2 separate regions of the Homo sapiens genome follow, and region 1 is linked to region 2. Evidence: read pairs that join two places in POLR2A ChIA-PET (ENCODE). Cell type or tissue: OCI-LY7. All regions are shown on one strand. Each heading gives the region's core, and the rest is flanking DNA. Links, peaks and the distances in the headings are about the cores only.

What was found. ChIA-PET counts read pairs that join two places held together with the same protein. Peaks named below come from ENCODE experiments on the same cell type or tissue, not always from the same donor. Only the 100,000 strongest peaks of a DNase experiment are listed, where the experiment ranks them.
Region 1: POLR2A ChIA-PET joins it to region 2 with 15 read pairs; 4 of 35 experiments call an interaction of 5 or more read pairs at or near these places.

The regions. Positions count from the first base shown.
Region 1 is chr1:26,300,657-26,304,656 of GRCh38, reverse strand. UBXN11 (UBX domain protein 11) reads left to right here. Exons shown (of 15, transcript NM_001389556.1): 2 at 1,739-1,844; 3 at 2,935-2,963; 4 at 3,633-3,731. The coding sequence starts at 1,774. Among named protein-coding and RNA genes, the nearest start is that of UBXN11, 4.0 kb to the left of the region's middle. RefSeq lists an enhancer at 914-2,113. In OCI-LY7, for the core only: no CTCF peak of the experiment used is centred there; no DNase peak of the experiment used is centred there; H3K27ac peaks cover 1,154 bases.
Region 2 is chr1:25,824,550-25,831,454 of GRCh38, reverse strand. MTFR1L (mitochondrial fission regulator 1 like) reads right to left here. Exons shown (of 7, transcript NM_001099625.2): 4 at 5,044-5,153; 5 at 4,629-4,840; 6 at 1,625-1,946. Among named protein-coding and RNA genes, the nearest start is that of MTFR1L, 8.0 kb to the right of the region's middle. In OCI-LY7, for the core only: no CTCF peak of the experiment used is centred there; no DNase peak of the experiment used is centred there.

The DNA.
Region 1 (4,000 bases), core at 1-4,000, 480 kb before region 2:
CTCGGCCTCCCAAGTAGCTGGGATTACAGGTGCCTGCCACCAAGCCCGGCTAATTTTTGTATTTTTAGTAGAGATGGGGTTTTGCCACGTTGGTCAGGCTGGTCTTGAACTCCTGACCTTAGGTGATCCACCCTCCTCGGCCTCCCAAAGTGTTGGGATTATAGGTGTAAGCCACCGTGCCTGGCCAGAATTTTGAATTTTTTTCTGTGGGTGAGAAGTGCTGGGATTATAGGCATGAGCCACCGCTCCCGGCCTGCTTTATGTTTTAAGATCTCTCTGGTAGCACATGGGAACTAATGAAGGGAGCCTTGGCCATACAACCCGTGAGGCTGCCCAGACAGGGCAGGGGCTGGGGCAGGGTGGGGACAGATTTGGGAGGCTGGATGCTGGGGGTGAAGAAACTCTGGGCCTGATCCTTGAGGAGGGCTCCTTCCAAGGAAGGGGCAGGGCATGATTCTCAAACTCTGCAGTGAAGGCATTGGAGGCTGCCTCCAGGCAGCATAGATTCCCTTGCTGACTGACTTCAGAAGTAGGGTTGAGGCCAGAACCAGACATCTTCAAAGTGGAACTTCTTGGATTTGTCCTAAAAAATTTGGTCCAGGCTGGGTGCAGTGGCTCATGCCTGTAATCCCAGCACTTTGGGAGGTCGAGGGGGGCGGATCACCTGAGGTCATTTACTGAATAGAGTAGTAGCCTTCGATTATGTCCTTCAGGTGCACTCCTTTTTCCAGAAGGAAGAGGAAAGGAAAGGAAACTAACATTTACGAGTGCTTCCTATGTGGCAGCAACAGCAAAAACAACAGCAGCCCCAACTCACATTTTTCAGTGCTTCCTTTGAGCTTGGCGCTGGGCTAGACCTTCTCTGTTATCTCTGAATCTGCTCAGAACCCTGCCTGTGCCAGTACTATTACGACCCCCATTTTATACTAAAAGAAACTGAGGGTGGGTTACTCCAGTGAGTGGCAAAACCTGGCATCTTAACCTTGGTGTCACATGGACTGTGTCTTTTTTTTTTTTTTTTTTTTTGAGATGGAGTTTCGCTCTTGTTGCCCAGGTTGGTTGGAGTGCAATGGTGCAGTCTCATCTCATTGCATCCTCCCCACCTCCTGGGTTCAAGCGATTCTCGTGCCTCAGACTCCCAAGTAGCTGGGACTACAGGAGCACGCCACCACGCCCAGCTAATTTTTGTGTTTTTAGTAGAGACAGGGTTTCACCATGTCGGACAGCTGATCTCGAACCACTGACCTCAGGCGATCCACCCACCTCGGCCTGTGTCTTGATTGAATCCTGCCTGTGGGTTGGCCTCTCTGGCTCTGAGATGTTGGGAGTGGCACCTGGTTTCTGGTGGGAGGGAAGGAGATACTTGGGCTTTGTGTCACCCAGCTGGCTGATGGACGGACAGCCTCCTGGGTAGTAGCATTTTCAGGCTCTAAGTTTGGGAAAGTTCCAGGCTTCTGACTCATTTCTGCATCCCATCCCACCCTCACAGTACTTTCCCAAGCACCACCAGGCCAAAGGTCTCTCAGTTCAGAGCAGAAAGCCGTATACCCAGAGGAGCAGGCAGATAACAGAAACTTCCAGAAACCTCTGTGGAGACAGTGGAAGAGGCAAAAGGTACTGCTGCCTAGACAGCGCTTCCCATTAGGAAGAGTAGCCAGGGAAGTGGAAACTTCAGGCTACCCCCTGGGCTTGGAGCCCTGAGTCTGTCCCCAGGGGCTGACTTCCTGCATTCCTCTAGGGAGTTCCTGACAGCTGGATTCTAGAAGTAGAACTATGAGCTCACCTTTGGCCTCCCTTAGCAAGACCCGAAAAGTGCCCCTGCCCTCGGAGCCTATGAATCCTGGGTAAGGAGCCAGCCTCAGGGGTCTTTCTGTCCCCGCCTCTGTATCCTCTTCTATCCTTCCATGGCCAGAGGACAGTGACTCCTAGTGTCTTGGGGAATACAAAGAAGGGCCACATAGCCTTCCCTGACCACTGTCTTTTTCTTTATACCTTCTTCTGGGGCACCCAACTTTGGATCTGAGCATAAACTGGGTTGTGCTTTTAGTAAGGTATGGGCCCTGTAGGAGTGGCTTGGCATCCCATCTGTTCATTCACTGTTCATTGATTAATTCTGCAAACACAGATGGTCTACGGACCTATCCTGGGCCAGGCCCTGTGTGGGGTTCAGTAAAGGGAATCTTTTACATCTGTCTAGCACTTTCATGTTTTCAAAACATTTTTTACCTCTCTTCCTTCTTGCTCTCTGGAATACCACTTTGAGTCTTTTTTTTTTTTTTTTTTTTTTTTTTTTTAAAGACCAAGTCTCGCTCTGTCGCCCAGGCTGTGGATTGCAGTGGCACGATCTTGGCTCACTGCAACCTGTGCCTCCTGAGTTCAAGCGATTCTCCTGCCTCAGCCTCAGTAGCTGGGACTACAGGCGCATGCTATAACACCTGGCTAATTTTTTGTATTTTTAGTAGAGACGGGTTTCACTGTGTTACCCAGGATGGTCTCGATCTCCTGACCTCGTGATCTGCCCACCTCGGCCTCCCAAAGTGCTGGAATTACCAGCCACCGCGCCTGGCCCCACTTTGAGTCATTCTAAGGCCTAGAAGATTCAGAGAGGTTAAGCAACAGGCCTCACAGCCTTTGCAGAGCAGAGCTGGGGCTGAGCTCATGGGCTTTGCAAGCCTTGTAGTCTTCCCACCTAAGACTCTGCTCTTCACCCCTTCCCCATCCTTCTCCACTGGGTGAAGTCAGACACCTCGAAGCCTGTCCCTTGTCTCACCCCAGGCTGGGGCTGGGATTTGGGGCTGGAAGTCCTCAGGAGTTAGAGGCCCTGCTTCCATCTCTTTGAGCTTTGGCTGAAGTCCGGTGCCCAGAGCCTTATCCCTGGTATCATTCCAGGGGCCCTAACTTATATTTCTTCCTTCTTCCTGCCTGGGTTCCCAGGAGGCGAGGAATCCGCATCTATGGAGATGGTAAGTGTGCCCCGCCCTCGTGCCCTCTTCGCCTCTCATGTGCTTGCACCTCCTACAGTTGGACCGATGGAGAGAAATCACACGAGAAAGGCCCTTGTCAGCTGGAGCAGCGGCCTCCACCGTGTTCTGTGCAGCTCCCATGCTGTCCTCCCTGAGGGCTGGGCTTCCCTCCTGGAAGCTCTCAGATTAGGAGGCCCCATACCCTTGGCACAGATGTTGCCACTCACATTTGAACCCCTTGACCCACTGTGGGACTGGCCAGTGTGTGCCTAGAAACCAAGTGAGGGCCAAGAGATTACCCAGCCCAGGGGTTTGGATCCCAGCCCCCCTTCCCCCTCCAGCCTCCTCCAGTGTGACAGCCTTTCTCCCGGGAGGCCTGTCCACACATTGCCACCCTGACTCTTGTAGCTCAGGCCTTTGGATCCCTGCCCCCCAACTCTCCACCATGGCATTGGCATTGGCCATGCCAGTCCCCCTGGGAGCAGGACTGGAAGAACTCCAAAACAGCCCCATTCTGGTTGGATCCTTGCTCCCCAGCCTTGTGAATTCTCTCTCCTCAAACTCCCTGGGGCACAGTGCATAGGCCGCGTCACACTGGCGAGGGCCCAGGGCCTGAGTTTCCTCTGGGTCTCCGCCCCAGAGCGGTGACCTAGGCATCCCTGTCTGCAGAAGATGAGGTGGACATGTTGAGTGATGGGTGTGGCTCAGAAGAAAAGATCTCAGTCCCTTCCTGCTATGGCGGCATAGGTGCCCCTGTGAGTCGGCAAGGTGAGAGCAGAGGCCTGAAGGGTCTGGGTCCTGGCTGCAGGAGGGGGCCCCAGAGACGGGGCAAGGCCTAGGGAGGCATGGCCCTTCCTCTCGCCTGTTTGGTCTGAGGCAGCTGCTTCCACTCCTGGCTGATTGTGGCAGGGACCTGGCTTGGCATAAAGCCACACAAGCCCCACCCTTAGCTCAGGAGGCCGAGGCCCAGCCCCAGCCCCAGCCCCAGGCCAGGCTGTGGCTATAGTTACCAGGTGTGATATCAGTGGGCTCAGGAT
Region 2 (6,905 bases), core at 2,735-6,734:
CTACCACCGGGTCTCCCCTTCAGGGGAGATGATTTTTTATGAGAGCCAGAATTAGAGCAAAACATTCACATAAGAAACTCATGGGAACAAAACCAACTCCAGACTGAAGTAGGCCCAAGTTATCTGATACATCATATAAGAGGGTCCTAGATACCTGGAAAATAGTTGCTTGAAATCCTAGTGAACTTATATACATTCATCATGAAGGTGTTTTACTGGTGATTAAGCTAAATATAAGAGCCAAGACTGACTATTCAACCTTCAAAGCAAAAACAAGAGGGACTGCGTTTGGTTGGTGACATATCTGAACCTTTGCTGACTGGGGTACTTTCCCATTCTTATTCACTGACCCAGCTCCTTCTGATCTGAGGACACAAGTGGGAGGAGGGGGCTAGCAATAAGGGTCTTGAATCTAATTTGGTCCAAAAGGCAAGTAAGAGAAAGTTTGAGAGTCAACCTATAAAACATTTTGTTCAGAAGAAGACAGCTCAGAGAAGACCAAAAACAGCAGCAACTGAATTTGGGAATGTGGAAGACCAAAGAGATATGGGTGAGTATGACCAACCTGACTAGGGCCAGTGAAGGAAGGTTAAGAGTGACTTCCCTAAATGGGTCAACTGCCAGGAAGCAATGAGGGAGTCACTTAGCCTGGTCTACTTTTCAGAGGGAAATGGATCCCAGGAGACAAAAAGGGATCCAGGGCAAGTAACTTTCCCTTTAACAAGAACTTTATCAACTCAGGAGAGGACCTCGCTTCCCTGTCCCCAAAACAGTTTTTCATCTGCATTAACAAACAGAGCTGCACAAGCTGGGTGCTGGCCATCAAGGTCTGGCTCTCAAATGCCCAGGAACCTGCATTCAAACCAAGCTCCTCTGGTGAGTCCTGTGCAGCTGTTGAAACCGCAACCCACAACTGGAGAAACACTATGCAATGGGGTGACTCCCTGAGGCTTCTTTGCCAGATGAAGTTTTTCAAGGTAGGTATTCCCCAAAGACCCTCATACTCCATCGGAAAAACCTAGAGCTCCACTCCTTGGGGTTCTACTTTAGTAAGTTAAAGGTGTATTTTTAACAAATCTGAGCAATTCTGATGGGCAGCTAGGTTTCGGAACTACTGGTGAGTCTCAAAAGCCTTATTCTCAAATCACTGAATGTGCAGGGTTTGTTTGCACAATGGACCACTGTATTTTAAAGCAGAAATCTCCAACTTTATGAAATTCTCCTCCCACCAAAAAAGTCTACCAATTTGAGATAAGAAAACATAACAAAACATAATGTCATGCAACCCCTCACTTTGAAGGGTGGGCCATGAAGACACTGTCACTAGCAGTATGAGGACTGAAGTGGTAAAGCCACCTGAGGACAGAAGTTGGATTAGATGAGCCTTCTTGTAAAATCCCTACTAGCCTCATATTTGGTTGGGGTGACCAAACCCAATAAATGTAGTGTTGCTCTTTCCTCAAACTGGGGCCCCAGGCACTGGCAAGCAGGTAGTCAGCAAGCTTTATGAATGACATAACATATGGTACTACTAAGAACTTACTATGTAAGTATGTTGCATTACATAATTGGCCATGGGCAACTCTGAGTAAATAGATACCAGAGCTCCTCATCAGATACTTACAGATCTTGACTCTGTTTCATTCGGTGAAAGTCCTTCAGGATACCCATCATGTCTGCAAAGCTGCTGGCCTTGGACAAAGAGACGCAGTCATCCTCTTCAGACGAACTGCAGGCAGCTTTGTGTTCTGGTTTGCAACATTCAGGGCTGGCAGAACAAAGCAGGGGGACTGATGGAAGCTCAGGGACCTCCACCTCTGTCTCCTCGGTGATGTCACTAATGACAAAGGAAGTTGTAGAGTGGAATGAGGATCCAAAACAAGGTAAGGGAGAAGAGACATTTGAACTTCCTGGAGATAAGAAATCTGGCGTTAATGAAGCCGAAGCTGAAAGAGAAAACAATAGGCATGGGTGGACATTGGGGCTAGAACACAGTAGCAATATCTTCTCCCCACAGCCCTGCCTACTGAACATTCATTTCCTGGGCTGACACCATGACAATCTGGGAGAGCCAGGATGGTATCTGTAGCCAGTGGAGGGTCATTCCACTATGCTTCTCACTCGGGGGCTCAGAAAGCTGTAGAAGCACTGGGCTTTTCCAGTGTTCCAGGAAGGCAGGAAAACCCAGCCCCATAATGGCCTTGGCATTTAAAAGCTCCCATTCCACAATAGGCTGTGGAGTGACAGCCCTGTCATAGGCCAAAGCAGCAGAGATAAGAGCTAAGGCCTGAATTTGTCCTTTTCTCTAACTAGACTAGTGCTTTTGACTATGCTCCTTTGAAATCTTGCTATCTGTGAACTAGAAGACATGTTCTGAGCAAAACCAGAATGGTAACAGACCTCCCAACCTCCCCAAATTTCAGTGGAGAGAATTTCCTCAGTTTTTACATTTCTAAAAATACTTTAAAAACACTAAATACACTAAAAACTATGTTTCTAAAAAAGATGTTACTTCTGCTTGTCTCTTGGATGACAAAAAAGTAGCCAAGAAATAACAAAGTTTCAGTACAATTCTTCATAAAACTTCCATGTGAAGAAATTAAATACATGAAGATTTCAAAGAACACCATGATTTTCATGTGTCCTACCAAATGATAAATTTCAGAGCTATGACTCTGAGTCAATGCAGAGTGAAAAAATGAGGATGGGAGGAATATGAAGATAAGCCCTGAGCATCTTGGGAGCGATCCACCTGTTGGCTGTCCATGCCTCTGGTTAAGGCAGGCTTCCCATCCATTTCCAGTGGTTCTGCCTTAACTGTAGACAGAAAGCTGGAGGGGTGGGTTACAGGGCTTGTTTGCATAATAGACCACTGTTTTTTTTTTTTCTTTTTTTGAGACGGAGTCTCACTCTGTCGCCCATGCTGGAGTGCAGTGGTGCAACTTCAGCTCATTGCAACCTCCACCTCTGCCTCCACCTCCACCTTCCAGGTTCAAGGCACATGCTGCGATGCCCAGCTAATTTTTGTATTTTTTATAGAGACAGGGTTTCACCATGTTGGCCAGGCTGGTCTCGAACTCCTGACCTCAGGTGATCCACCCACCTCAGCCTTCCAAAGTGTTGGGATTACAGGCGTAAGCCACAGTGCCCGACCACTGTATTTTAAGGCCAAGATCTCCAACTTTATGAAATTCTCCTTCCACCAAAAAAGTCCACCAATTTGAGATAAGAAAACATAACATAATGTCATGAAACTCCCCACTTTGAAGGGTGGGGCATGGGGACAATGTCACTAGCAGTATAAGAACTGAAGTGGTAAAGCCACTTGTGATTCCTGGTAGAAACAACAAGGCAAGGGAAGATAGGTGCTTAAAAAGGGTAAGTCTCAGTGGTGGTGGGGGGAATGTTTACTTCTTGTATTGAAAAGGAAAGCAGGGCGCGGTGGCTCATGGTTGTAATCCTAGCATTTTGGGAGGCTGAGGCAAGTGGATTGCTTGAGCTCAGGAGTTTGAGACCAGCCTGGGCAATGGCGAAACCCTATCTCTACTAAAAATACAAAAAATTAGCTGGGCATGGTGGCATGCGCCTATAATCCCAGCTACTCGGGAGGCAGAGGCACGAGAACTGCTTGAACCCAGGAGGTGGAGGTTGCAGTGAGCCAAGATCGTGCCACCGCACTCCAACCTGGGTGACAGAATGAGACTCTTGTTTCAACCGCGGGCACAGTGGCTCATGCCTATAATCTTAGCACTTTGGAAGGCCGAGCTGGGTGGATTGCTTGAGGCCAGGAGTTTGAGACCAGCCTGATTAATGTGGCAAAACCCCGTCTCTACTAAAAATAAAAAAATTAGCCAGGTGTGGTGGTGCACACCCGTAATTCCAGCTACTCAGGAGGCTGAGGCACGAGAATCGCTTGAGCCTGGGAGGCAGAGGTTGCAGTGAGCCAAGATTGCGCCACTGCACTCCAGCCTGGGCAACAGAGCAAGAACCAGGACCCTGTCTCCAAAAAAAGGAAAACTGGCTGGGCTCGGTGGCTCACACCTATAATCCCAGCACTTTGAGAGGCTGAGGTGGGTGGGTCATCTGAGGTCAGGAATACAAGACCAGCCTGGCCAACATGGTGGAACTCTGTCTCTACTAAAAATATAAAAATTAGCCAGGCCTGGTGGCACACCCCTGTAGTCCCAGCTACTCAGGAGGCTGAGGCAGGAGAATCGCTTGCACCTGGGAGGCAGAGTGCAGTGAACTAAGATCGTGCCACTGCACTTCCAGCCTGGGCGACAGAGCAAGACTCACTCAGAGGAGAAAAAAAAAAAGCTACTGTGGGCTTATGTAAGATGTGATCTTAAAGACACTTAGAAGAGGGTATCAGTTTGGGGGCTAAGGGAGGGACTCTGCCTGGGGTCACAGGTTAATATTTTGTTCTTAACCAAACCATTCAGCCCAAAATGGCTGGTAGAAACCATCTAAGAGGCACTACTGGCTAGCCAGGCTTCAGGACAACCCCAGGGCCCGGAACCTAAGTACCTGCAAACCAAGGATTACCACTTTCTTTACCCCTATCCTGCCCAAGAGCCAGGGGAAAGGAACAGCCTGTTACGTTCTGGCCCTGGCACAGGGGCTCCTACCTGCATCAGCTGCCACTATCTTTGCAATCTGGCTGCGCAAGTGGCTCAGCTCGTCCTGCAGCTCAGTAGTGCGGCTTAGGGCTGGCAGAGCTGGCTTCTTCAGGGCCAGAAGCCTCTCCTCGGACCCACGCAGGTTGGGAACAGAGGCATTGCGCTGCATGACAATCAGAGGGCTGGGTTTCCAGGTGTGCCTCAGGGGGCGCGTATCACTCCTGGACCAGGGAAAACCAAGTAGATCAGTTAGAGACAGCAGGCCACTGTGCTCCTAAGGTTCCTTCCCCCACTTCTGTGAGAGTAGTATAGTAAGGTTCTGCTCCTCTCTGAGCCCACAGTTCTCATTCCTCTCTCCTTGCTGCCTGCCACCTCTTCTGGGAAGTTCTCCATTCCTTAGCAGACCAGCTACTGCCTCAACTACCTGACCCGGGCATATGTCTCCTCTTCATCCGCAGCAATCCAGGCGATGTCAGCCAGGGTAGGGACTGGGGGCACATCTCTCAAACACAGGTCAGAGATGTTGGGCAGGGTCTATGGAGAAGCAAAAGTCATCAACATTTACAGATGCCATGATGAGCCAATCAGAAACTGCAGAATACACAGGAGGGGTACCTAATCCGGCACTGGGTGTCAGGAAGGCTTCCTAGAGGGGGCAGAAGAAGGTTCCTGGTCGAAAACATTGAACAGAGGCCAGATGACAGTCAGGCATGGTGGCTCACACCTGTAATCCCAGCATTTGGGAGGCCGAGGCAGGCAGAATGCTTGAGACCAAGAGTTTGAGATCAGCCTGGGCAACATGGCAAAACCCTGCCTCTACCAAAAAATACAAAAATTATCTGGGTATGGTGGTATACGCCTGTAGTCCCAGCTATTCAGGAGACTGAGGTGGGAAGATGGCTTGAACCTGGGAGGCAGAGGTTGCAGTGAGCTGAGATTGCACCACTGTACTCTAGCGTGGACAACAGAGCCACATTCAAAAACAAAAACAGGCAAGACACATGAGAGTCTATGGGATTACAAACAGTTCTGTGTCTTCAGTGGAAAAGGCCTGAGTCACCTTTTAGTAGAGATGGCAACTGTCTAAAACCACTGTGCCCTCTGGTGAAAATACAAGTACAAGGTCATCCACAACCTGTTACAGCAATAGGAAATTTTTCCTGACTAGCTTTTTATAATCCTGTATAGCTAATTGAGATCTACATTGTTACAGCAATGCTGTTTTAAACAAACCTGAAAATTTGAATATATTTAGATTTAAATAAAAATAAATGATTATACAAAAGGAACCATAATAGGATTTCTTAAAATAGCTCCTCAACCTAGAGATGTTGAGTAAAGTGAAAAATTAGGATTCAGTCATGTTGACTGTGATTACAACAAAGTAAAAAACATCCATCTAGAAAAAGAGGACTACACTAAGACATTAATAGTTATTGTATTATTACTATGTAATTATAGGTAATTTATTTTCCTTTTACTTTTCATAATTTTAATATTTTCATATGCTTAAATTTTCAAAATAAATTGGTAAGAGTCCCTTAAATAATATTTAAGGTAATTTAATAATAATAATAAATGCATATTTACACACAAGTAAGATTCAACTGTTTCTGCTACAAATTATTTGGTATGGTAGATGGATCCAGGATTGATCGCTCCTGCATTTAGATAGGAAACCTGGGACTCACAGGAGTTAAGTGATACTCCAAGGTCACACAGAGAAGAACTTCCAGTGACCCAGGAACTAGTGCTAAAATAGGGCATTTGGGGGAAGCCTCCATTTGTTTTCCTGATTAGCCCTGAATGCTCCTTTGCTCTTGGCAATTAAATGAGTAAACAAATATAAAGTACAGCACAGTGCCTGACACATAGTATGTGCTCAGTAAATGTTATCTAGTATTACCAATACTGCTCACATACATTCCTGCTCTGTGAGAGCCTGTGCCCTTGATTGTCTCTGCCCAGCATCTGGCCAAAGAACTGAAGAGGGTATAGCCAAGTGTGGGGACGGCCTCTATGCAGTGAGCCACACTCCCTAGCTGTCTCCCTTTTTTTTTTCTGATGCTTCTGAGGCAAGTTAGGACCAGTTCCTGCCCAGGATCTTTAGACAATTCTGGATAGCTGGCAATCTGAATACTGGGACAGCTTTTCCTGCCCCCTACCCCTGCGACACTTCCAACTCCATTCCTGACCCTAATACCAACCCTGACACCTCTTCTAATTCCAGATCCAGTTCCTACAGACTCTGCTTCTTAGCATCTTTTATACAGATTTGGCTCCTTC